Linked DNA regions of Mus musculus: regions 2 and 3 are each linked to region 1. A link is a loop called in an ENCODE intact Hi-C map of the cell type or tissue named here. Cell type or tissue: left cerebral cortex. All regions are shown on one strand. Each heading gives the region's core, and the rest is flanking DNA. Links, peaks and the distances in the headings are about the cores only.

The links. A loop is a pair of places that touch in the nucleus more often than their neighbours do. Peaks named below come from ENCODE experiments on the same cell type or tissue, not always from the same donor. Only the 100,000 strongest peaks of a DNase experiment are listed, where the experiment ranks them.
Region 2: it touches region 1 in a loop (5-fold over the local background); 6 of 42 quality-filtered maps call a loop at or near these places.
Region 3: a loop joins it to region 1, with 3 times the contacts of the local background. A loop is called at or near these places in 3 of 42 quality-filtered maps.

Annotation. Positions count from the first base shown.
Region 1 is chr12:17,343,960-17,354,699 of GRCm38, forward strand. It overlaps Nol10 (nucleolar protein 10), which reads left to right and starts at 4,534. Exons shown (of 21, transcript NM_001008421.1): 1 at 4,534-4,660; 2 at 6,557-6,602; 3 at 8,682-8,780. The coding sequence starts at 4,595. Gm46336 (a long non-coding RNA gene) reads right to left here and starts at 4,443. Exons shown (of 2, transcript XR_001780553.2): 1 at 4,323-4,443; 2 at 10-589. In left cerebral cortex, for the core only: a CTCF peak has its summit at 6,324 (motif pointing left); DNase peaks (open chromatin) are centred at 3,904 and 4,473; H3K4me3 peaks cover 1,784 bases; H3K27ac peaks cover 1,149 bases.
Region 2 is chr12:17,261,301-17,272,040 of GRCm38, forward strand. It overlaps Pdia6 (protein disulfide isomerase associated 6), which reads left to right and starts at 5,289. Exons shown (of 13, transcript NM_027959.4): 1 at 5,289-5,351; 2 at 9,096-9,237. The coding sequence starts at 5,333. In left cerebral cortex, for the core only: no CTCF peak of the experiment used is centred there; DNase peaks (open chromatin) are centred at 5,224 and 6,195; H3K4me3 peaks cover 2,085 bases; H3K27ac peaks cover 1,182 bases.
Region 3 is chr12:17,285,277-17,290,276 of GRCm38, forward strand. It overlaps Atp6v1c2 (ATPase, H+ transporting, lysosomal V1 subunit C2), which reads right to left. Exons shown (of 14, transcript NM_133699.2): 11 at 3,720-3,857; 12 at 2,807-2,904. Among named protein-coding and RNA genes, the nearest start is that of Pdia6, 21 kb to the left of the region's middle. In left cerebral cortex, for the core only: no CTCF peak of the experiment used is centred there; no DNase peak of the experiment used is centred there.

The DNA.
Region 1 (10,740 bases), core at 3,334-8,333:
AGCCTGGTGTGGCTGCACACGCTTTTAATCGCAGTATTCAGAAATCTGAGGCAGATGGATGTCTGAGTCCAAGGCCAGCCTGGTCTGAGTGGCAGACACTCTGAAATCAGTGATTTGCGGCATTTTACTCTCACAACAGCCAGCTGCAGTATGAACCAGAGGCAGGGGGCTAACTCTCACTATGCAGCAGCACATGTTAGAGCTAGCAGTGAAGCCCAAACAGTCTAGTTCAGAAGTCTGTGTTCCACAGCCCCTCATCAAAGTTCACTGCCCCCCGCCCCCCCCCCCCACGGGGGAGACTGGGTGCCTTGTTAGACAAGATGCTAAAAGCACTGGAGCAGCACTGGAGCAGCACTCTCTGAGTCCAGCTACTCCCTCAGCTGAGTCCAGCTACTCCCTCAGCTGAGTCCAGCTACTCCCTCAGCTGAGTCCAGCTACTCCCTCAGCTGAGTCCAGCTACTCCCTCAGCGGCTGTCGGCTGGGCAAGGCAGGTCAGACCTTTGGGGTTGGATGCGCAGAGACTTTGCTCATGTTGAAGCAAAGCCTGTGTTCTCTTCTGTGCAGTTGCTGACTATCAATTGTGCTGTTCCTGTTGGAGAGACAAGTGGATGTGTTTGAAATAAAAACCATCTTTGTGGAGCTATGTGGTATCAACAAGGGCTAAAGCGTATGAAACGCTGAAGGCCTTTGGGTCAGGATAACTTCTCCCCCTTCTTTCTATTTGTGTGTGCTGGGATCACACCCACAGCCTTGAGCTTGCAGGCAAGTACTGACCCACTGAACTAAATTCCTAGCAAAGAGTGCTATGTTCTGTATGCATCTCTTCCCTCAGATTTGGATGTTGAAATCCTCAAGGGGATGGTTAGAGGAAGGGGAATGGTATTAGAGGAAGGGGTCTGGGGAGTGGGGTGGTTGCCAGTCAGCTTTCTGAAGCTGTGACTAAACACCTAAGAAAGCAACTTGAAAAGAGGACAGGTTTACACTGGTTCTCATTCTCAGAGGTGTGGGTCCCATGGCTTCGAGGCTCCATGGTGGCAGGAACATGTAGCCCAGGAGGGGATATGTGCCTCAAGCTGTCAGGAAGAGTGAGATTAAAAAAAAAAACAGGAGAAAAAGAAGGTAGAGAAAGAGGAAAAAGAGGGGGAGAGAGCTTCCATAGGCATGCCCCCAGTGAACTACTCCTCCAAGCTGGCCCCTACTTAAAATTTTAAAAAATTCTTTACATTATTTACTTTGCATGGGGGTGGGTGCACATGTGTTTGGAGGCCACAGAACAACTTGCCAGAGTTATCTCTCTCCTTCACTATATGGGTGCTGGGAATCAATATTAGATCACCAGGTTGGGTACAAGGGCTATTACTTGTTGAGCCCAGGCCCCAACTCTTAAGAGCCTATTCAGGTATCTGTTGATCAAGTTGGAGCTGTTATAATCCAATCACTTCTCAATATTATCATCAGCTGGGGATCAGTGTTCAACACATGAACAATTTTAGGGAGTATAACAGTTCATATTCAAACTATAGTGGGGGATGATAGGGTTAAGGGTGGAGTTCTTATAAATATGTTTTGTGGGTTTGTTGTTGTTTTGTTTGTTTTTAAGACAGGGTTTCTCTGAGTAGCCCTGGCTGTCCTGGAACTCGCTATGTAGACCAGGCTGGCCTCAAACTCATAGAGACCCGACTGCCACTGCCTCCCAAATGCTAGAATTAAAGGCGTGTGCCAACACTGCTAGGCTGTAACTGGAGTTCTTATAAAGTAGGTTTTAGGAAGCTCAAGGTCTTTTCTACCATGTGTCTTTCTTAGTAGTGAGAAAATGCCCATGAAGGAAGTCAGTCCTGACCAGAGCTGAGGGTACCCTGAACTTTGACTTACTTGCCTTCAGAATTCTGAGAATTTTCTGTTGTTTATAAGCTACCCAGTCTGAGGTGTTTTGTTACAGCAGCCAGAGTGACCAATGGTTTCATCTATCAACAAGTATTTACTGCGAGGGTCCTACACACCTGTATTGGCTCAGGCAGGGGCCATACCGATGTCACTGACTGAGGATGAGGGAGGTGCTCAGAGAACTACAATCCTTGATGCTAATCATAGGTTTGCTTCAAAGTACCCAATAATCCAAGGATGCTGAGGTCCCTAGCTGCCTAGTGAGGCTGGGCAACATATAGAGGCTCTAATATATTATTTAATATTTAGTGACAAATACATAAAAGTAGACCCATCCTAGGATGAATAAAGACTTGTAGGTTCTTTAAAAAGGACAATTTTTGGAGTTGGGAGAAATGGCTCAATGGTTAAGAGCATTTACTGCTCTTCCAGAGGACTCAACTTTGGTCCCCAGCACCCTGACAACCACCTGTAACTTCAGCTCCATGGGATCCAATGTCTTTAGATGTAGGTACCTGCACTTCTGTGCAAATACACACTCACACACACACTTTAAAATAATAAAAACAAAGTAAAATGAGTCCTATTAACTTCAAATGGACTGCCATCTTAAGGGAACTATAGTCCCCATAGAAAAAAGCCAACTTTAGAAACAACAGCCTTACATTTAGTTCAATACTATCAAAGTTGCAGGATATTTTAAATAATTGCAAACCAGTCAGAGAAAAAAACCCAAATCTGTTATTAATGACATTCATACAGAACAGAAAAATGAGCAATATATTTAACAGGTGAGTCTTGGTAAACAGGTAGAACTTGGGTATAAGGGCATGGGAGGTATTCTGAAGTCCAGCACAGCAAACCTTCAGATATGACACCAAATGCTCAAACATCTAGGTGCTACAGGAGACAGTACTGAGCTGAAACAAAATGGCCTAGGATCTTTAACCACATTAGAAACAGAACACATCAACAAACTGTCCAATGTTCTTGCTTTGATTTTTCTTTTAAAATGTTTATGTATTTATTTATTTGTCTATGGACATGAACATGCCACTGAGGGTATATGGAGGCTGGAGAATAATTGGCAGAAGTCTGTTCTCTACTTCTGTCATGTGGGTTCCAAGGACTCAGGTCATCAAGCATGGTGGCAAGCACCTTTACCTACTGAGCCTTCTGCCCAGGGTGGCCTTGAATTCACTATATAGGTATTATCTTCAACACCTCATCCTTTTGCCTTCTCTGAAGTGCTGAGACTGGATGCACACACCACCATGCCCAGCCTTTTTCATTCTTCCCTTTTTTAATACTACAGAGATGCCAAGGTTTAGATCTTCAATATGGGAACCAGAGGCAGAAACGGGCTACTCTACAGATTTAGCCAAGGTGACTATGAAGACAGCATTGAGCTAATAAAAAGTGCATGGTGGAACAGTGAATTAAGGAAGCTGGTTTTAGAAGTAGGCAGTCATGGTGCTGGCAGGCAATTGTGGTGATAAATAGATCACAACTAAGGTCTGGAGGCCAGAGAATTTTCTAGTTTTGAAGACACAAAATAACTTTTGATTGAGTTGAGATATTACACGCTAAGTTTTGGGATTCTAACCTCTTTATACATTTATTTATTTATTTATTTTTGTTGAGACTGTAATCCAGGCCTTGGTAATTCTCCAGTCTCAGTCTTTTAGACACTAGAATTTTAGGTGGGGGTCACTGTGCCTCGCTTGGGAATTGGCAATTCCTCAGTCTAATTTGGAATACGAGCACAAGAAGGTACTGTTTCAATCACCTAAGTCAAAAATTCTTGAGCACATCTATGGGTGATCCCAGAGGAAAGATCAGTCGTCCCAGAAAGGAGTGAAGCAGCTGTTTGAACTTTAAGGGGCTGACAGGGACCTGCAACTCAGCACAAGGTGGTCTGAGTGGTGTCTACATGGCACCATCTTAAGACCTGGGAGTCCGGGGACTGTGCCAACACTACTTGATAGAGAAACAGCACAGAAAAGTTCTGTAGCAGATCGCTCTGCTCAGAAAGAAAAGGCTTCCACCAGAGTACAAGCCTTTGCAAAGCCAGCAGGAACTAGTGAGCCATGGCCCAGGGGCAAATGAAGATGAAAGCACCCGACCGTAGTTGCCGAGAGGGCTTGAGTGGACCCTGACTATGAGAGCGTAAGTGCCTATCAAAGAGTCGACTGGAGCCAGGGTTTGATAGTGGTTTCACATGACTTTGGAGAAAGCATTACTTAACCATTCTCTCTTTCCCAGACTCGTCTTTTCATAATGTGTTTGGAAGAGGATATAGAGAAAGACTGGCGAGGGTCCTCTGCTGTTAGAAAGTCATCCCAAGGCCTCTGATGTGGACAACAGAACTTCCTAAAAATGGTAAGTGGTTATAACTGTCACATTCTAGTCTCAAACGATATCAGGTTCAAACTCACTTCCCCATCTCATGCTTTCTCGTACGATTTTTCTTTTCATTTTCGCTTTTTCCAACCCCAGAGCACATCTCCCCGGACCCGCTCTTGCCGCCTCTAGTGCCTCCGCCCTGGGGCAGCCTAGTGAGCGCGCACTTCCGGAGCCAGGAAGTGCGTCATCAGCTCGCGCCAGTTCCCGCACGTTGTGCCGGTTCGCCTCGGGTTTGGATGCTAGGGTATTCGGGTGGGCCGGCGTTCTGTGACTGCGTGCCGGGCTCCGGCTGCTCCGCGCTGCGATGCAGGTCTCCAGCCTCAACGAAGTGAAGATTTACAGCCTCAGCTGCGGCAAGTCTCTTCCCGAGGTGAGTTCTCGCCCCCTCGCCATCGCCCTGGGAGCGTGTATCTCTAACTTACCATCGGCTGACCGTGGTGGCTGGTTTTATGTCAACTTGACACAAGCTAGAGTTAACTGGAAGGAGGGAATCTCAATTGAGAAAATGCCCCCATAAGATCTAGCTGTAGGACACTTTCTTAATGATTGATGGGGAAGAGCTCAGCCCTTGGTGGTGCCGTTCCTGGGCTATGGCTCTGGGTTCTATAAGAAAGCAGGCCCAGCAAGCCAGTAAACAGTACTGCTCCATGGCTTTTGCATAAACACCTGCCTCCAGGTTCTTGCCCTGTTTGAGTTTCTTCAGTGATGGACCGTGATGTAGAAGTGTGGCTGAAATAAACTCTTTTCTCCCCAAGATGCGTTTGGTCATGGTATTTTATCACACTATAAAAACCCTAAGACAAGACCGTTGTTTTGCCTGCATTGGGTTCACGTGTAAGAACGTGCTAACTGTTTAGAAACTACTCTCACGTGCTTTAATTAAAAACCTTATTGCCTGAAAACAGTCAGAGCAATACAGTCACAGACTGCAGAGAGGAGGACTGTGGCTCACCCTTAGTCTGTTTAAAGTCTCATCCTGTTCCAAATGCAGACTGCCTTGGTGTATACTTAGGGTCTAGGGAGGTGAGTTCACATGTTTAGAGATTATTTTGCCATAACTAGTAAGAATAGTACATTGACTTTTCCCTTTTAGAAAGGATTTTTTTTTCTATTGGGGGCATTTAACCTCAAATTTATTGACGTTTTAAGCTGGACAAGTCTTGTTGCTAGTGTTGTTTGCCAGCATCCCTGGTCCATACCTACAAGATCCAATTGTGATGACAGACTAAAATGTAAAGACTTGCCATAAGCCATCTGGGAAGCAAAATTGTCCCGGTAGAGACCCAGCCACTCAGTGTCACGATAACTGACTAGTGCTTTGGTTGCTGTTCATTCAACTGTTGCCTGTAGAAGAAAATCAGCTTCCAGTGAATGTGCTGGTAAAAACCACTTCTTATCCAGGGTCGTCTATTAGGCCAGTCATAGGTCTGTTTCTATTCTTTGTAAGAAATACATTTGGCTGGCAAAGAGACACGTTTATAATCCCAGTGCTTAGGGCGCTGAGACAGGACATTTGTGAGCTTGTGTTCAGCCTGGGCGACAGAGCTTACATTGTGTGACTCTATCTTAACACAGGAATATGCACACACATTGGGTGCACTCACTCCATATAGAAATTAAAACCCATCATTTCAAGAGTTTGCATTATCTTAGCTTAGATGGATTAATTTTATGCTTTTATAATTCTTTGTAAAACAGATGCTTTAAAATTGTTTAGTATATGTAAATATATTTTTTAGAAAGTCCAGAATATGAGGGCTGGAGAGATGGCTCAGCACTTAGATTACTGACTACTCTTCCAGAGGTCCTGAGTTCAATTCCTAGCAAACACATGGTGGCTCGCAACGGTCTCTGATATGATCTGATGCTTCTGGTGTGTCTGAAGACAACAACAATGTACTCACATATATAAAATAAATTAGTCTTAAAAAAAAGCTGGGAAGTGGTTAAGAGCACTTTCTCTTCTTCCAGAGATCCTGAGTTCAATTCCCAGCAACCACATGGTGGGTGGAAATACTTTATTCTGGGATCTGATGCCCTCTTCTGGTATGCAGGCATACATGCAGACAGAGCACTTACATACATTAAAAAAAAAAAAAAAAAGTGAAAATCCAGAATATATGTTATCATGGAGTTAAGATTATAGAATAGTCCTACTTTTCATTTTATTATTTCCTGTAAGCATACATTTTCTCAAATGAACATTATTTTGCATGTGGAAGATAATTTAGGTGTGTTTTAAAGTGCACTGTCTGCTTTCTCGTAGTGGCTTTCTGACAGGAAGAAGAGAGCACTGCAGAAGAAGAATGTCGGTGAGTATGCAGGGTGCTCCAGCTTGTCATCTGCCTGTGGGCAGTGTCCTCAGTTCTCTGGCTCTCAGGCATGGGCTGTGGGAAATAAGCTTTTTGCCTTCTGTCTTTGGCATTGTTGGCCACTGTTCTCCTGGTGGTGTGATGTCCCCCTTCCGGTTAACAAGGTAGCCTCTCCCCCTCTTATGGATGGCAGCGAGGCTCCTGGGTTAGAGACACAAACTTCAGGATGCACGACATGGCAAGATGGCAGGAATTTCAGCATGTTTATCCCAGTTGTCCCTTGAGTCAGCATGGTTTGGATGAGGCCTGTACACAGTGGGTCTACGTTTCACAGAGGAGCCCAGAGGTGGGAAGCCCACTGTTTTGGTAGCAGGCAGAAAACAGGCCTGCCCTTCTATGACCTCCTTTGTCAAATTCCTCAATTGCCAACAGCCCTGAGACATGGCTCAGGTAAAAGTGGTCAGACTCTTGCAGGACTGCCATACTCAGCAAAGTGGCCCAAGGAGGACTGTCGTTCAAAACAGTTCTGTAACTGCTTTGTTCCTAATGTGTCAGAAGTTTTATCTGTTAGTTGAATCTCTGTGTTTTGCAATAGACAGACAGTAAAAGTTTTCTTTATAAACAGAAGAACTTTGTGTGTAAAATGTCTGGATGTAAACAATGAGACCCATTTGTAACTCACAGTTTATTCCCATTAAACATTTTCCAGTTCAGGTTGCCACGAAAGGAAGCTTACCTTCCTGAAGATTTCAGATTTTAGCTGAATCTCTAAAAATGGAGAGCTAGGAGGGTTTCAGCATGAGATTGAGATCTTTTGGCAAGCTTCTTGGAAAAAACGGGCTCTATATAGTACTAAAGTCGGGTAAGAAGTGAGATTTTTAACTTGGAGGAAACAAATGCTGCCTGGAGCTTACAGACTGGGGCTTTATCTGCTCCCCTTCCAGGGCGTTCACGTGTAGCAAAATGGATTCAGGTTATTTATGGGAAGAAACTGTTTTCTGGCCTGCGCAGGACTAATAGGTGTCTAGCAATTCAACTTGTTCAGTATTTGATTTTTTTGTTCCTTGTGATGCCAGGGATTGCACCCAGGGCCTCAACATGCTAAGCATGCTATTTAGCACTATGGCACATCCACAGGCCTTCCTCTAATCTTAATATCTGGGTTTTATATGCAAGGCATAAATATGTCATAGATAAGCTGTGTTCACAGTAGTGACCAGTCAGAATTCTTACCCTGGTAGAGAAAAATATAGTTTTTTGAGAGTAGGTCTTAGTGCTGTGGTCCACAGAGGCTGCACTAGGTCTTCCTCTAGCCTGGGCCCTCTTGGCCACAGAGAGGCAGAGCTAGCAGGCAAGCATCAACTCTACGCTAATTTCTTTGATAAGCCTAAGATTTTGGAGGCTATGCCTAGATATGTTTAGTGGAAATGCTGTATTTTGTTGCAGCAGTGACTGATGATGTGTTAGTGTTCCTCCTTGACTGAGGTCTTTAAACTCTTTCTGATTATCATTGTGGACTTTTCAGTTAAAGAACATGTTCTTTCTTTTTAAAACATGAGAAAAAAGTCAGTTTTCCATTACGGTAGCAGAGTACCTGAGGTAACTCAAAGGAGGAACGCTTTGTTTTGCCTGTACAAGTTGTTTTGTTGCTTTCAGGCCTGTGGTGAGGCAGCACCTAGTGGTGGGAACTCATGGTGGAAGGGGCTGTTCACTGTTTAGCATCTAGGAAACAAGAGGAGATGGAGCAAGTGAATATCCTATAGTCTCCTTTGAGGGCGTGACTCCAGTGACTAAGACCTCACACCCCTCCCCCAAAAGTTTTACTACCTCCCAGTTAAAACTGGGCCCAGGAGCCAGACCTCTGGACACTTGGGTCCCTGGGGGGTTTCGGATCCAAACTGTTGCCTGGTAGGAGCGAAGCAGAAAGCTGGGTGGGCTGCTGGGGTCGTTCTCAGGGCTGGGAGCCGTTGGATTGAATCCTGCTGCCTGCAGTAGCTGTGCCTGTCCGGCATGCCCTGTGCTCCTTCTCTGATGCTCGTGTGGAACAAGTTTCCATCTCTCCCCCTTCCCTCTTGGCAGATGTTCGTAGGAGAATTGAACTTATTCAGGACTTCGAAATGCCTACTGTGTGTACTACTATCAAGGTGTCAAAAGATGGACAGTATATTTTAGCAACTGGTAAGCATTTCTGTGGTTCCGATTTATCTGTGTTCCTAACAGGAAGTGCTCTAGTAGGAAAAGGTCACCCCTTTGTTTACCTCAGTGTTTCATTATATACCTTTTCAGACATACAGAAATACTCAGAAGAGTTTAATGAGCACTCATTTATCTGTGACCTAGATTCTGCACTGAATAGTTTACTGTGTTTATTTATCAATCTATATCTTTTTAAAATGAGTTTTCGGAGTAGGTCACAGATAACAGCTTTTTCATTTTATTTTTAACTTTTGGTCTCATTATGTATCCTAGACTGGCCTCACAGTCTTCCTGCCTCCACTTCCAGGTGCTGAGATTGCAGGCATGTGCATCCATTCCAGGTTTTGCCCATTCCATTTTAATGGCTTCATGTATACCCAGCCAATCCCTTTGTGCTGTATTGATGGCTGGCTCAGTACCAATGCTGTCCATATCTGTAACCCTGTGGGTTGGTTTTTTTTTTTAGGATTTATTATTTTTATTTGTTGTTTTTATTTTATGTATAGCAGTAGCATGTAAGGTTAATGTGTGTATGCCTAATGCCCAGAAAGCCAAAAGAGCTTTGGATCCCAGGAACTGGACTTACATACAGTTGTAGGCATCATGTGGGCCCTGGTCCTTTGGAAGAGCAGCCAGTCTCTTAACAGTGATACCTTCAGCCTCTGTTTTTATTTTGAGAAACTGGGAAAGAGAGTTGAGAAGACCTGAGATGTTTGGACACAGTTACTGAGAGCTGGAAGGAACTTAGACCTTTAATTCAGGTCTTCTAGATCCAGAGATACTGAAAGATGGGCCCAGTGCTCTTTGGGGTAGGTCAAGTGGTAGGGTTTTGTTACTATTTGATGTAAACAGGCTCACACTATGCAGCTCTGGCTGTCTTAGACCTGGCTGTGTAGAACAGGTTGGCCTCAAACGCACAGAGATGCCCTTGCCTCCCAAGTGCTGAGATTAAAAATGCATCACCAGGGTTTGGTCCCCAGCACTGAAGAGAAGGAAAGGAGCACGTGTGAATCTGGCCTGACTCTAAACTGAATGTTTCCAAAAGAAGCCAAGAGGCTGCTTAGCTCTGTGACCGGTCACAGCTTGCACATGCCCTGGTCTGATTCCTGTGGATAGTAAATGTCCCTGTCTTGACGTTTCAATCTCCAGGAACAAATTTTATCCAACTTATTTTTAGCCACAAGTCCTAGAGCAGTGACAAAGATGGAGGCAGTGGCAGAAGCCAGAGATGAAAGGCCTAGCTCTACCACCCTAAGCAGACAGCAGTGGATTCCTAAATCCACTTCTATCTCCAAGGAAAGGGCCAGAGTGGAGGTAAACAAGAGGACCCTACACCCAACCACACTGTCCCATAACAGTCACTAGCTGTACAGAGATATTTAAATTAAAAGCAATTACAATCAAAACTTCGGTTCTGGGACTATCAATGTTCATTATTGATGTTCATCATTGATGAAAAGTCTCTAAGATAAAAGTAAAGCCTACCTGGTGGTGGTGGCGGCGGCGGCGCACGCCTTTAATCCCAGCACTTGGGAGGCAGAGGCAGGTAAATCACTGAGTTTGGGGCCAGCCTGGTCTATTAGAGCGGGTTCCTGGACAGCCAGGGTTACGTAGAGAAACCCTGTCTTGAAAAACAAACAACCAACAACAACAAAGTTATCTTTATTTTTCCTCACTGCAATGCAAGCATGGTACATTATATGGCATGCAAACATTATAGAAGAACGTGACGTAAGATGTGAGCATCCCTAGGCAGTTGCTGTGTCTACACTTTCTCTACTCACCATCTCTATGCAGCTGCCTTTAGCTTCACAGAATTGGGATTATATGTACTGTGTTGCAGTCTTCGAACTCACTTCTCTTACCATTTGGGAGCTGCTGAGGTGGCTCAGCCAGTAAGGGTGCTGGCTGAGGAGCCTGAGTTCCATCCCTGGACTCCACG
Region 2 (10,740 bases), core at 2,920-7,919, 83 kb before region 1:
GTGTAGGAAAACATGTACAAATCCTCAGCCTGGGGCCATCGATGAGTGACTGTCTTTGTTAGGGTTTCCATTGCTGTGAAAAGACACCATGACCAAAGCAACTTTTACAAAGGAAATTTCATTGGGGCTGCCTTGCTGGTTCAGAGGTTCAGTCTACTATCATCAAGGCAGAAACATGGCAGTGTCCAGGCCGATATGGGGCTGGAGGACCCAAAAATTCTGCATCTTGATCCAAAGACAGATAGGAGAAGACTGTCTCCCATGTGAGTAGGAGGAGACTCTCAAAGCCCACCTACACAGTGACACACTTCCTCAAAAAAGGCCACACCTACTCCAACAAAGCCATGCCTCCTAATAGAGCCACTCCCTGGGCCAAGCATATTCAAACCACCACAGTGACTATCACAGCAAAGGGCTTACATTAAATTATGACAGAAGTGGCTGGATCATAGAAGGAGACACATTGGCTATTCTGTAACAGGTATGGATCTAGATGCTATTGGAAACATGAAAAAAATCAAAAGTTTCTACTAGCCAGGCGTGGTGGCACATGCCTTTAATCCCAGCACTCGGGAGGCAGAGGCAGGTGGATTTCTGAGTTCGAGGCCAGCCTGGTCTACAGAGTGAGTTCCAGGACAGCCAGGGCTATACAGAGAAACCCTGTCTCAAAAAACAAACAAACAAACAAACATAAAACAAAACAAAAGTTTCTACTAACACTTGGCTGTAATCTAGAATGATTAGGTTCTTCTTAAACAAAGCTTTTGCATAGAAAAGCTTAAATATAAAAGAGGCTTTGGCTACAGATACAAAAAAAAAAAAAAATCCCCTGGGAAGAGAGTCTCAGTGAGGTATTGTCTGGATCAAAGTGGTCTGAGGACATGTCTGGGGGAATTATCTTGATTATGTTCTTTAAGGTAGGAAAACATGCCCACTTTGGGTGGCACCATTCTCTATATAGGAAATCTTAAACTGTATATAAATAAAGTTGAGTGCAGGTATAAATGTATTAACTCCCTGACATTATTGAACAGTACAAGACGTACCACATGAGGAAAGAGTGAAATTCTTACAGAAATCTTTAACAGAATTTACAAAGGATTAAGTCTCTTACTCCAACTGACCCAGACAATAAACAGTACTACAAACATCATTATTTATCAACCGATATCCATAAATGAATGTTCACAATAGAAAATGGCTTTTGAATGTTTCATGCTATTTATTCAGTTCCGGAGTTCAAACCCAGGACCTCCTAGCAAGTTACGAAAGCACTCCATCATCTGAGCTACATCTCCATTTGTCTTATTGGCAAAGTCCATGAAGCCAACTACATGGTGCAGAGCACAGTTGTGGTACACAGTAGGCACTCAGGAAATCTGTGCCTAGTGAAAGAATCAATTCTAGTGGGAAGGAATGACCACATCTCTTAGACTTAAAAAAAAAAAAAAGAATGGGGGTGGGGGAGAATGTATCTGGCATCCCAGAGCCTCAGAGCTCAGATGCAACAATAGTCGGGATGGACTGGGGTTTGCTGCAGTAAGTACAGAGCCAAACTTTGGTGGCTTATTTCAATGAGAGGCTGTTTCTTTCCCATTTACTGTGTCTGTCATAATCCAGCTTCCACTCAGCTCCACCGGGCATCGTGGAACCTGAGGATGGAGTAGTCCATATCAGAACACTGCAGATCTCATGGCAGCGAGGAAGGACAGCAGCCCATGCCCACACTGGCTCTCAATCTGTGTAGAGGCCACACACCTGACTTTTACTCACAATAGTGCAATTAAGCAGGACACAGATTATAAATTGCCAGCAGCAGTATCAAGTGTGGCCATTCCTACGAAAAACATTGCAACAATGACTCTAACATAAATCACAGAATTATCACAGGAGCAGGCAATTGTATTCCTAGTTATAGTCCCTAAGAACTGAAGATATTTGACCATCAGTGACTATAGGAATATTAACACTGAAAGGGAAAAAGTCCCCAACTGTCTATCAACAGAGAAATGGGTAAATAAAACATGATGCATCACTGCACTGGAAATCTAATCAACCTTAGAAAGAAATGAGATTCTAACACATGCTACCATATGGAGAGACTTTGAAAACATGTATGGCAACATTCATATGACATGTTGAATATAGAGAATAGGCTAGACTCTGAAAGGACAGAATTGATCCAGCCTGTATGAAGCATTTACATTAGGCAAATTTCTAAACATGGAAAGTATGATGACCAGGGATGAGGGGGAAAGATGAAGTTCTTGTAGGCAGAATTTTGTTTGGAACAATGAAAACTCTGGATGTGGATACTGAGTGGGGGCTGGAGGTGTGACCCCAAGGCAGAGGGCTTGCTAGCATGTGTAAGGGTCTGATCCTCAGCGCTGTGAAAAAATCCAAAGCAGGGAATTGTATATACATTTTATCACAGTGAGGAAGCAAACAAAAAAGAGGTTAATCTTGGGTTCTATGGTACCAGGGTCTTCACTGAAGCAGAACCCAAGGAACACAGCACTATCACTATAATGTGCCTTTGTCTCCTTGGCCTCTGTGTGGGCTGTGTGCTCCCTGGCAGGGGCTGTGCCTCCATCAGGACCTGGCATAGTTAGGCTGTGCCTTAGGGTTTTGTTTGTTTGTTTGTTGTTGTTTTTCCTATTCTGATAAAACACTGACCAAAAGCAACTTGTAAGGAAAAGGTTCATTTGGGTTACTAGTTACAGCCCATCCTCAAGCGACACAAAGGCAGGAAGCCGAAAACAGGAACTGAAGCAGAGAGCACAAAGGAACTCTGCCTCCTGGCTTGCTTCCTTGCTCCTGTTGTCACCTTTCTTATACAACCTAGGACCGCCTGCCCAGGGAAGGCTGATCCCTCCTCCATGTATTAGCAGTTAAAAAGGAAAAAGAGGTGCTTGCACAGACATACCCACTGGCCACACTGATAGAAGCAAATTTTTAATTGAGATCCCCTCTTCCCAGGTAACTCTAGCTGACGTTGAGCTGACAAAAGCTGACCAGCATAGACTGTTAATATCCTCTTTGCTTTTAATGAAAGGGAATGGTTCCTGCTTATCCTGGTACACATTTGCAAGCCAGTCTCCGTGTACAGTAGGCTTCATGGAAAGGTCCACGTTTGCCTTACTCTGCGACAGATTAGATGGGGACCTCATGAGTCATGAAATGGACCAGAACTATTACCACTATCAGGACTGGTTTTGAGTTAGGACTATGGTGTTGTTCACATAGCAGGCCTAAAGAGGTAGAGTCAGCTGGTAGCTTCAGAATGCACGCCCCTTTTTGACACGTTGTGGCAGCTTGATGGTTCATGTGAGGAGGAGGAGGCTGGGTTAAGGAATAAGAAATGAGGGGATCCCCTGCAGGTGATCAGAATTAAATTCCTACGTCTGGATGAAAACAGGATTTCATTCCCAGTCCTTATCCGTCAAGGGAAAGGATCTCACTGGAATTCCATTTTCTACAGCTGCATATTTCAGGGGGAAACACAGAAAGCTGAGGAAAGCCTCAGAAAAACAAGTAGCATTTCACCTCAGGGCCTTCCAGGAGAACACACCGCCCAACTATGTCTCTCTGCAGACCTCACACACCTCTGCTCTGACTCCACACATAGCTCTGTGATCACTGGCACCTTCCTGCAAAGGTGGAGCTAACCAAGGTTCCAGAGGGACTTCCTGTCCCAAAATAAGCAGTGTGCCTGCTGTGGACAGGAAAGCTTGCCAATGGCTTACAAGAGTCAGCCTTGTGGTTCTGGTGCTCCTTGGAGCCTCATTTGCCTGCCAGTCTCTCCAAAGGCACTCCTAGGGCTCCACCTTCCAACAGGGCACCACTTCTCCTGGAGCCCTTTGCCCAAGAGAGCTCTGGCCAGGGTCAGCGTTGTTTTGTCATTCAGTAAAAAGAAGCTATTATTGTTGTTAAAATTTTTATTAGCATTTAAAAAATTTAGACAGGATCTCATGTAGTCCAGGCTGGCCACAAACTGACTGTGTCGCCAAAGCTGGCCTTGAACCCCTAATTCTCTTGCTTCCTTTTCTTTAGCGCTGGCACTACAGGTGTGTTACTGTCTTAGTTGGGGTTACTGTAGCTGTGATGAAACACCATGACCAAAGCAACTTGGGGAGGAAAGGGTTTGGTTTATCCTTCCATGTTGATTATTCAAGAAAGTCAGGGCAGGAAGGCAAACAGGATGGGAACCCGGAGGCAGGAGCTGAAGTAGAGGCCACGGAGAGATGTGGCTTACTGACGCGCTGCTCAGGACTTACCCTCAACCTGCTTTCTTATAGAACCTAGGACCGCAAGTCCGGGGACCGCACCACTCACAATGGGCTGGGCCCTTTCAATCACTAATTGAGAAAATGTCCTACTGTTGGATCTTATAGAAGCTTTTTTTTTTGTTGTTTTTGAGGTTTCCTCTAGCTTGAGTCAAGTTGCCATAAAACTAGCCACCATAGTCACCATGCTGTGTTTCTGTGGTGCTAGGGATCCTAGCCAGGGCTTCACGCATGTTACTCAAGCACACCAACAGAAAGGCATCCCCTGCCATTATTTTTCTATTGTGTCTCACTCTGTTAGCCTTAAACACCTTTGTAAATATTGCAAAGCAATACATTTTAGCCCTCACCCCCAGAGCCAAGAACGATAAACCCCGCAGTTTATACTCTGAGGGTCTAGGGGCACATGAGTGAACAAGGCTTTGCAATCAATTTAACAAAATAAAGTTTGGAATGATACTATATACAGAATAAGTTTGGCAAATGGTTTTCACTGAATGCTGAGTCCGCGAACAAAAGAATAAATAAGGTCCCAAACACACTGAAGTCTTAGGACTATTCTCCCGACATAAAGGGACAGTTCAAGGAATGAGAGCTGGAAGGGGCCACGAGAGAGGCAAAGAGGAAAAAGAATGAAAGCCAGGAAGAAATGAGGACCCCTTAGTCCTGGGTTTTTTGTTTTGTTTCAGTTAACTCAGAAAAAAATTAGGGGAACAAGGGGTACCCCGCAGGAACAGGGCCGGAGGTCCCCTGACCCCGCCCCTTCATTCCCCGCCCATCCTCGCCCTGCCCCGCCCCGCTCCGCTACTCCGCTCGCCCCCACCCCCGAGGAAAAAAAAACAAACCGGTAACCTCTACCCGGCCGCTTTCAATTGGCCACGCACATGAGCGAAGTCCACAGAGACCAATGAAAGGCGGCCACGGCGTGGCGAGCCCTTCCGGCCCGCCTCCGCGCGCCGGCGCACCGCCCGCTAGAAGCCGAGGGCGGGACGTGGGCGCGGCAGAGCCGAGGCAGCGGCGGCACGGACAGAATGCGGGTGATCGGCATGGCTCGCCTGGTGCTCGGTAAGCGCGGGCCTGTGGTGGGAAGCCGGTCGGAGGCAGCCTGAAGGGCCGGGGCCGCGAAGCAGGGCCGAGTGGAGGGACGAGTTGCCGGGCCTGCCTGGGGACTTCGCGGCGAGCTGGGTGGGAGAGGCCAGGTCGGGCCCACTACGGGAGGCCCCGGGGAGTCGGAGACTTGCAGCCTCTGCTCCCCACGAGTGCGGTCCGCCTCCGGTCCAGCTCAGCCTTCACTTTTATAGGCAGATAGCAGAGGCCTGTCCCGAAGGTGTCTTAGAAGTGGGCAGTGCCCACTGACCAAGGCCTCACAACTCCTGAGCACTTAAAATGCCTTTGGTCGTCCACCCAGGTGTCCGGGAATGATGTTTAGCGACTCGTGGGCGAATCTGAGGGGCCCTCATCTCCCGGCTGTCCTTGTAAATGGGCCTATAGTTTTTGACATTAGTTAACTCAGCTGATCCTGGCTAGAAAGTAGGAGAGGGAGGTGGATCCCTACACCACTTCTCCCTCCATTTACTAGTTGAGACCCGGAGCATATTTTCTCACTGCTCTGCCAGCTTTTTTCAACCGTGTTCGCCCCATGAGCTATAGTACATATTTAAAGAGAGTAAGCAAGAAAAATACTACTTTCTGGGTTACTGTAGAGAGCAGATGAGAGGGAAAGATTTAATCTTTGGTTTTCCAGTGAGTGCCTGTGAAAAAGTGATTCTATCAATTAACTCATTATTTTAATAAGGTAGTCAGCCTTTTTTTTGGCTACCCTGCTGCCAGCGGCTGCCAGGCAGAAATGTTACTGGTGTGAATTTATAACACCCTTAACTGCTACAGAGATTGAATGGGAAGCCACAGATGGCAAAACCATCTGCACGCATAGATTGTGGACCCTGGGAGTTCTTTTTTTCCCGGTGGTGCTCATTATCACTGTGTAGAGTGGCCATGTGAATTTTAGAAGCAGGATTTGATGGGTCAGCATTGACCTATTCAGCCATAGTAAACCACCACCACCACCCCGGGTGGGGGTGGGGCTGTTGCTTGGAGAGCAAGTGCAAGGAACAGTGTATTTGATTCTTCCTAACCCTGTTAGATCATCTTAGAGCCATCAGTTGGTAGGCTGAGGCAGAACTGGGTGGTTCCACTTCTCTTGGCCATTAGGGCATCAGGGGAGCAACATGTTCTCTGCAGGCTCCCACAGGGATGGAGGCTCCATGCCTCAGGAAGGCATTCCTCTTCCATGGCTGATATAGTAAGACTTCTGTCTTTACACTTTGCCTAGTTCCTTGAGAGCTTCTCTTAACAGATGGCTACCCTATCAAAGGTCTAAGACCTAAGCACCTTAAAAGTTAGGGTGGCCATCAGTCAGAAGTCGATTATAACAAGGTTACATGGGAGATGATTGGTAGTCCGTAATGACTTTACCTTCCAAGTGTCTATAACTAGACTTTTTTTTCTACCTTTCAATTTTCACAAGACTCAGTGTATCAAACAAATATGAATTCATGACAATTTCTTTTTTTTTTCTTTTTTTTTCGAGACAGGGTTTCTCTGTGTAGCCCTGGCTGTCCTGGAACTCACTCTGTAGACCAGGCTGGCCTCGAACTCAGACATCCTCCTGCCTCTGCCTCCCAAGGGCTGGGATTAAAGGCGTGCGCCACCACTGCCCAACTTCATGACAGTTTCATAAACAAGATAAACTTACTAGGCATAGTAGCATGTGTCTTTAATCCCAACACTCTGGAGGCAAGCACTACTATTCCTTTCAGCGAGCATTACCATCCAATAGAAATACAATGCAAACTGTGTGTAATATCCTAAGTTTTCTAGGAGCCACAAATAAAAAGGCATAGCAGAACAGCTAACAGTGTTTTGAACTAAGTTTACATAACAACTGCATTTACGGTGGCAAGCCCACTGGATTATATCCCCCTAATGATGAGCTAGCTGTCCCTGTTTGTAGCTTTGACCTGGTGGTGAGATAGTCTCCGTGTGTGCTTCTTAGTGCACATCCTATCTTTAAGCCACACTCATGGGTTAACATCATGATTCCAGCATATAACCAGTGAGAGAATATTAATAGAAATTTGTTTCTGTTTTTCTTCAAGTCTTTGGAACCAATATGTTTCCTTACCATTGGAGAAGCTTTCAGTTTGCGGTAGCCACATGTGGCTGGTGGCTTTCAGAGGGGATAATAGTTTGAGGGAACAGCCCCACTGGCTGAGCCAGCATCGAAACATACTCATCCTGCCCCACTTAGTGAAAATAGTGGAAGCCTTGCAGAGCTCCTGATTCAGGGCATCTTGTTCAGACCCTCAGTGTCCTCGGCCTCTCCCACTATGCACACATATCCACGCAGACCACTTGCATCTCTAGGGAGATGCGTCCCTCCACCCCACATGGCTCTTGCTCTTCCCAGGTCTTCACAATGAAACTCATGTAAACAGTTGTCTGTGTTCTCTGGACTTCTTCCCTCCGCTTGTCCAGTCCTCTGTCCTCTGCTGCTGGTTCTTTTCACTATCACAGTAGCCCAGGTGCTCACAGACAACAGTGTCATTAAACATAGCAGCTTCAGCCCTCCCTGCTCTGCCTTCTGGTTGTATGTTAGCTGTTAAATTCAAATGTAGTGTACTTCTTAGACATTTAGATTAGCATATACTCACAGTACAGAGAGTAGCTATTGTGTGACATTCTCATGCATGTATGTAGTGTACTTTGACTATATTCACTACACTCAACACATTACCCATTGTTGTTCCCTCTCTCTCGGGTCCCATTCCCCTTTCTCGATAGTTCCTTCTGTGATATCTTTGTATTTGTGTGTGATGTGGGCATATTTGGCACATTCTCTTGAGTGTAAAGGTGTCTGAACCCGCAGAGGCCAAAGGGACATGTTGAGTGTCTTCCTCTATCTACCTATTCCCTTTAGAGAGGGTCTGTAACTGAACTAAAAGCTCTCTTTTCAGCTGGCCAGCAAGCTTTCAGGATCCTCCTACCTCTGCCCTCTCCTTCTCCACAATGGGGTTGCAGACATAAAACCATGCTCAGTTCTTTATATGGTCACTAAGGGCACGTGGATGGTTATGCTTGCCTAGCAAGTGCTCTTATTCACTGAGCCATCACATCTGCTTTCACATCTTTTTTTAAAAAAACAAAGCAAAAACCTAGGGGCTGGAGAGATGGCTCAGCGGTTAAGAGCACTGACTGCTCTTCCAGGGGTTCTGAGTTCAATTCCCAGCAACCACATGGTGGCTCACAACCATCTGTTATGGGATCCGATGCCCTCTTCTGGTGTGTCTGAAGACAGCTACAGTATACTTATATATAAAATAATAAATAAATCTTTAAAAAAATCAACTGGATTCCATCAGATATAATGTTCTTAAATAATATATCTGTTTATTCATGCCAAGACTTACTGAATCAACAACTTGGAAACAGGAGTTAGAGAGCTACTCTGATATATTTGCATTGAATATACATGGTCCTTTTCTTCTTGTGGTTGCTTATTTTTTAAAAAAAATGAAGATTCCTAGATTCTGGCTAGCTGTGAAGACTCAAGTGGTTGCACTCAGAGTTAGAAGCAGCAGCTGTAATGGTTGTGAGTTCTATGCCCTTCATGCTCAGTACTACAGCGGGAAGAAGGAAAGAGCTGGAGGGAGGCAGGCCTGGCCACCCTCTTCTGCAGGGGCTTTGGGTGGGGGAGAGCCTCGTGCTGGGGACTGTGCTGACACTGCTGTGTTTTTGTCGTCTGTTCAGGTCTGGTGAGCTGCACCTTCTTTCTAGCAGTCAGCGGTCTGTATTCTTCTAGTGATGATGTCATCGAGTTGACGCCATCAAATTTCAACAGAGAAGTTATTCAGAGTGACGGCCTGTGGCTTGTAGAATTTTATGCACCATGGTATGTATTATAAAATAGTTATACTTTTTAAAGACTTACTTGGTTTTTGTTGTTCGTTTGTTTGAGACAGGATCATTAGCCGTGGCTGACCTGGAACTCACTCTGTAGAGAAGGCTGGCCTTGAACTTGTTGAGATCCGACTGCCTCTGCCTCCAGAGTTCTAGGATTAAAGGCATGTACCACCAGGCCTGCACATGAGTGCAGGTTTTCTGTGTGGTCTAGGTTGGTCTGGAACTTCCACTATGTGGCCCAGACTGGCTGAGAACTGAGATTACAGATCTGTACCACTATGTCCAAACAGTTGTAGAAATGGAGACTAGGAGACTGGCTTGCACATGTCAGGTCTCTTGAAAGTCATGGCAGCTGAATCAGTTGTAGGGTGGTCTGGCAAGGTGTCTGAGCCAAGTGCTGCCGTGCTTGGTGGCCTGAGTTTAATCCTCAGGACCCACGTGTTGGAAGGAGACCAGGGGCTTTCGTACATCACAGTCTGTAATCATACATAGTAAACAGTGCTGCATTGTTTACTAGTTAAAGCTTTTGATGATGAGTGGAAAGTATGTGAAATGTGTCAGGGCTGTAGTGGTAAAGCAGCAGACTGTAAGACCCTGAGAGAAGTTAGTCTGCAAGCCACATGCCTCTGAAAATGAGCCAACACAGGGGGTTGGACTCTCAACTGTGAACAGCATCTTGTAAGCTTTGGAAATGGATGCTCTTAGTTACTTTCATTGCTGTGGTAAAACACCATGACCATGCAGCTTTAAAAAAAAGGAATTTATGTAGACTTACAGCTCCAGAGGGTTAGAGGCAGCAGGCAAAAGGCATGGTTCAAAATGCAACAGAGAGAGCCAACTAGAAATGATATGAGTCTAAACTCTCAAAGCCTGCCCCAGTGATGTACTTCCTCAAGGCTGCACCTGCTAAGCCTGTCCAAACAGCGCCACCCACTGGGGCCTGAGTATTTCAGTGTCTGAAACTAGGGAAGGGGAATCTCATTTGAGTCACCACAGGATATGACATGAGTTTTATTTAATTTTAAGGCAGATTCTTGCCAGGTTGTCTAGGCTGGCCTTGAACTCATTTCCAAATTTCAGGGAAGCCTTTCCCTCAATCTCCCAAATTGCTGGCATCACAGACCTGTGCTACATGGCCTGGGCTCACATGAAAGCCTTACCATCGAATTCTGAGACCTTAAGTGGATGTATTTTTGGGTGTTCCTGATAAAGGTCCTTTGGTGGATTCTGAAATAGTTCTAGAAACTTAGCAATGCTTCTCAGCAGATTTAAGGGCCAGCGTAGAAAGTGGAGGTGTGGTGTCAAACCTTCATGCCAAAGTGAACCTGGCTCTTTTTATAAAGGTACGTATGGTTTTAAATCCAGTTGCTGGTTTCTGTGGTTAGCCCATCAAATAACTACTTGTACAGGCTGTTAATAATTGACTCTGTGAGACGTTTTTCACATTCAGCTTCTTACCTCTTGTGTTGTGGGTAGTTGATTTGCTTCTGAT
Region 3 (5,000 bases), core at 1-5,000, 62 kb before region 1:
CAGTGTAAATACCAGCCAAGAGGGTCTGGCCAAAGTATAGGAGCAACTCAAGTGACTGGGTGGAGAGATAGCTCAGTGGCTAAGCACTTGTTCTACAGGACTCCAACTCAGTTCCCAGTACCCATGTCAGGTGGCTCACAGCTGCCTATAATGCCAGCTCCAGGGGATCCTACAGCCTCTGGCCTCTTTGGGCACCTGTGTATATGTCACAACATATGCACACATGCGTAAAAGTAAACCCTAAAAAAAAAAAAAAAAGAATGGCTGTAACTGACACAACTTGGAAAAGCAAAACTATAAAAAAAGATAACAGGTCCTTGGGTGCTTTCTCTAGCTTCTCCATTGGGGGCCCTGTGTTCCATCCTAAAGATGACTGTGAGCATCCACTTCTGTATTTGCCAGGCACTGGCATAGCCTCATATGAGACAGCTATATCGGGGTCCCTTCAGCAAAGTCTTGCTGGCATATGCAATAGTGTCTGGGTTTGGTGGCTGATTGTGGGATGTATCCCGGGTGAGGAATTCTCTGGATAGTACATCCTTTTGTCTTAGCTCCAAACTTTGTCTCTGTAACTCCTTTCATGGGTATTTTGTTCCCTATTCTAAGGAGGAATGAAGTATCCACCCATTGGTCTTCCCTCTTCTTGATTTTCTTGTGTTTTGCAAATTATATCTTGGGTGTTCTATGTTTCTGGGCTAATATCCACTAACCCTATAGGTGGAACAACAATATGAACTAACCAGTACCTCCAGAGCTCGTACCTCTAGCTGCATATGTAGCAGAAGATGGCCTACTCGGCCATCACTGGGAGGAGAGGCCCCTTGGTGTTGCAAACTTTATATGCCCCAGTACAGGGGAATGCCAGGGCCAAGAAGCGGGACCTTGGTGTTGCAAACTTTATATGCCCCAGTACAGGGGAATGCCAGGGCCAAGAAGCGGGAGTGGGTGGTAGGGGAGCAGGGTGGAGGGAGGTTATAGAGAACTTTCGGGATAGCATTTGAAATGTATATAAAGAAAATAATAAAAAAAATAAATGGAAAAAAAATATCCAATAAAAGAAAAAAAGGACAATTCAAAAAAAAAAAAAAAAAAGATAACAGGGCCAGGTAACCAAAGGCTAAAAAATGATACTAAGTCTCTGAACTGTACTAACCATTTCTGAAGGTCACAGCTATGACAAGAACCAAGAGCTCATGGCTCCAGCCACCTGTACTTGAGTTGCTCAAGCAACAGAACTGAACTTTACAGGTCTCCAATCAGCTGTTACTTGTGCCCACTAAAGGAGCACAGCAGAAGTCCTGTCAAGGTATATTCTTCTTGCTCAGCCTTTGGGTGCATAGCAAAGAGTTTCAATCTGACCAATCATTTCCTCAAGAATCACTGTGCCTGGGGTGTCCATTATTCCAGAGCAGCATTCAGATGCATCAGTGAGCCAAGGTTCCACTCCCATGCCTGGCCAGTGTGGCCAGTGTCTGTGCCCCAGATGAGTGTCCTCCGTGCCCGTTCTCACCTAGCACAGAATTTCCTAACTAGTGTCTGTGTGCTGTGGAAATGAGTAGGGGGAATCTGTGGATACCACCAGCATGGCCACGAATTCCTCCCTGGCCCCTAAACCTTCCCAGACTTCATTATTCCTGGAGTACAGCCCTGCCCTTCCCACTATGTCTGCAGGGGCCACTGGTGCCTCTGCTTTTGTTGGCCAAAGAGGACCCCTTGTACTGACTGTCCTTCCTCAAGACAAGAGCCATACTGGCTAACCAAGTGATCATAACTCATAGGCAAATCCCAGGTGCGCTGACAGCTTAGTTGATCGTTGGCCAGAAACTCTAAGTGATCTTCTTGCCTTGGCCAATTACAGCATGAATACAACATGTGGCTTCAGGGCCATCTCATCCTCCTAAGTCCTTGAGGTCTCTTGGCTTCTCTGTCAGTGACATCCAACCTCCTAACCCTCCTGTGACAGTTAAGATGAACATCGTCCCACCAGAATATGATTGCAGCAGGGTTGACAAGTTCTCCCACTGCCTCAAGGCCATACCCCAGGATGCTCCCCTAGACTTCTCAGTAGAGAAGCTGCCTCCTCTCTGGTGAGGTTAGCACTAGATGGCATCTTGCTGTCTCTGGGTGCAGGCTCCCCCAATACTGTCCCCATACCACTGTGATGGCTCACTGTCCCTTGAGAGTCAAGTCTGCACACCCAGTGTCCTGTGTCATTCATTCTTCATTCACTGCCTGCCTTTGGAAAGCACTTGCTGTGTGATTCCCTTTCCATGAAAACATTGAGAATGATGTTTTTGCTCAGGATGTGTTTGCTCTTAAAACAACATGTGCTTGGTTTGCTCTATGACACTGAGTCACCGAGTACACACCATCCCTGACAGGTGATTTGGATTCACACCTGAGCTAACCTATGGTTTCCACATTTTCCACAGTGGCTGTCTTCCTTTTATTTTAAAATGATAGAAATTAAGATGAAATCATTTTTTCAGGTGTGGCTTTTCTATAGTGGGGAGCTACCTTGAAGACTACCCTTGGAGGGTGGAGAAATAAGACAGCCTGGGAAAGTCTAGGTACCACTGGGGCAGTGCAATAGCAGAGGGTCTATGTGGGGTACACAGGTGAGTGAGGCAGGCAGAGCATACGAATGAGTCTGGTAGGAAAGAGTGAGTCCTGACGAGCAGGGCACACATGGCCAACAGGTTCCTTTGACGGGATGGGAAAGATTGCTAAGATGCAGCCACAGAAAGCAAAGGGCAGGAGGGCAAGGGAGAGAGATGCTGCCCAGCCCAGCATCCCTGCCACGCACCTGAGCACAGACTCCACAAACACTCTCAGGGCCTTAATGTGGATCCAGGCAATAAAGGCCTCGCTGAAGTTCACCTTGAGCCAGCGCAGCAGAGGTCCCTGCAGAGATGGGAAAACTATGTGAGCCTCTGGACACTCAACTAATAAATACCAAGAAAGGGGCTTGCTATATATAGAGCATGCCCTGAGATGAGAAGAAAGGCCCAGGAACCAGCAGAAGCAGAGATAATTGGGAGAACCTAGGGAGGCTCATGACCACTGCATGCAGGCACCTGACACTGGGAAAGCTCTAGGGGCAGCCACCGGCACATGCAAGAGGCCACCTCAGACCAGCGGTAGGAAGCTGGGCAGCTCTTGACCTCAAGTCTGTCACTGGCATCTGAAGGCTCTTGTCTGACACTGAACAGTCAAGAAGCCCACCTCATCGGAAGGTACTGCCCTCAGAGTCCAGCCCAACCATCCACGAGTTGACCTGGCAGGGCTCTTAAAGCCCCATCCAGGCCATATCTGTTGCTGCTGCAGAGCCTGGTGTGGTTGTTCCTTAGGGGCAGCCCCCACCTGACATTTTAAACTGCTGGCCAAGGCCAGAGATGGCCCAGCCAGGACAGTCAGGGAGGAATGCCGAGCCATCAAACCACCCACCCTCCAGCCAGAGCCCTGCCCATCACCAGTCACCAGCTCCAGCCACCTTCAGCCAGGGCGCAGGCATCCCTTCCAGATGACAAGCCCCATTCCCTGCCTAGAGAGTCAGCTCCAGAAAGTCCATGAAGGTTAGGACAGCAGGATTCTAGGCTCCAGTTTCAGCCCTCACAAGCAAGAGCAAACAACACCGATTGCATAGATTTGATCCTTAGAAGAGCCTCAGCTGGGAGAGAATTGAGCCAGGAACCCCCAGGGTTCCCAGGGGTGCTTACCTCACCCTCGCCCTCACTCTCTCTGTCTCTGTCGGTCTGCCCCGCAGCAGGCCTAGCAGGGTTACCTAGCGGGGCTACCTTAACCTTGTGGTCACGGTAGGTGGCTGATCCCTTTTTTAGAGCAACACAGGAAGTTGGCTAAAGGTACAGAAATGATTTATTAATCTTTCAGCAAGTATGTATCATGAACACAAATAATTCTCATGGCCTGGGAAACAATATGCAAGCAAGCTCTGGAATCCCTGCTCACAGAAGGGTGTGGCAAGGCTCCAAGGTCTGTGGTTTTGGATACTAGGGAAAAGAGCCAAATCTATGTGCCTGCTTGGGTCAGAACCCCAGCAGCAGCAGACAAAGACAGCTCCCAGATGTATTATTAAACTCTTCTGACCTAGGGAGCTCATTTACACTCAGGAACAGCTTCCTCCTTGTCATTCATAGGACCTATATCACATACAGGACACTAGAAAAGCACACAGCCAGGCCACTTTATCACCTGTCTGTAAAAGAGTAGAAAACACAGGGTAACTCAACCCTGTGTTCACGGAGTAAGCCAGCCCCAGTAACTAAAGGATAGGGAATGCTTAGCTTTATCCACTCTCAATCAGACCAAATGAGAGAGATTCTCAGTGCTGGGGTGAGTGGGGGTTCTCACTGACCGTTCCGAAGCTCCGTTCACCAGCACAGTTCCTGAGTGTCTCCCAGGAGCTCTGTTTCCCATACACATGGAAACCCTAGCAGGTTCTCTGGGGCAGCTGGGGCCACAGAAGTCTATGGGTAAAGACACCACCAGCTAGCAATCTAAGCCCCAAGGTGCAGGCAGCAGGCTCACTTGTGTCACTCAAATACACAGGGTGGGTAACAAATGTCCTACTTCACCTACAGGCAGAGTCCTTATGATCTGCCCCCATCCAGGGACATAGCAGGGACTCAGGAGAGCAACAATCAAGGAAAAGCCCCACCTAAGGGAAGGCTAGGCATTTGTGATGGACAGGGTCCCAGGAAGCTGAGGTCAGGGAAGGCACCACTGGCTTCTGTTCTTGTTGGTGATAGCCATTCCTGCCAGAATGTCCATGTCTATGGCATTGCTCCAAGAAGCTGAGCACCCTCAGAAGCTCAGGGGCCAGGCCTTGGCTAGGATCCAGTTGACTTTGGATCTGGGCTCTGTGGGTGCGGGCTCAAGTCATACACATGACGTGTGTATGTGTGTGTGTGTGTGTGTGTGTGTGTGTATCCACATGGGCTTGAAAATGAAGGTGTCACACTTGCCTATCATGTACAATA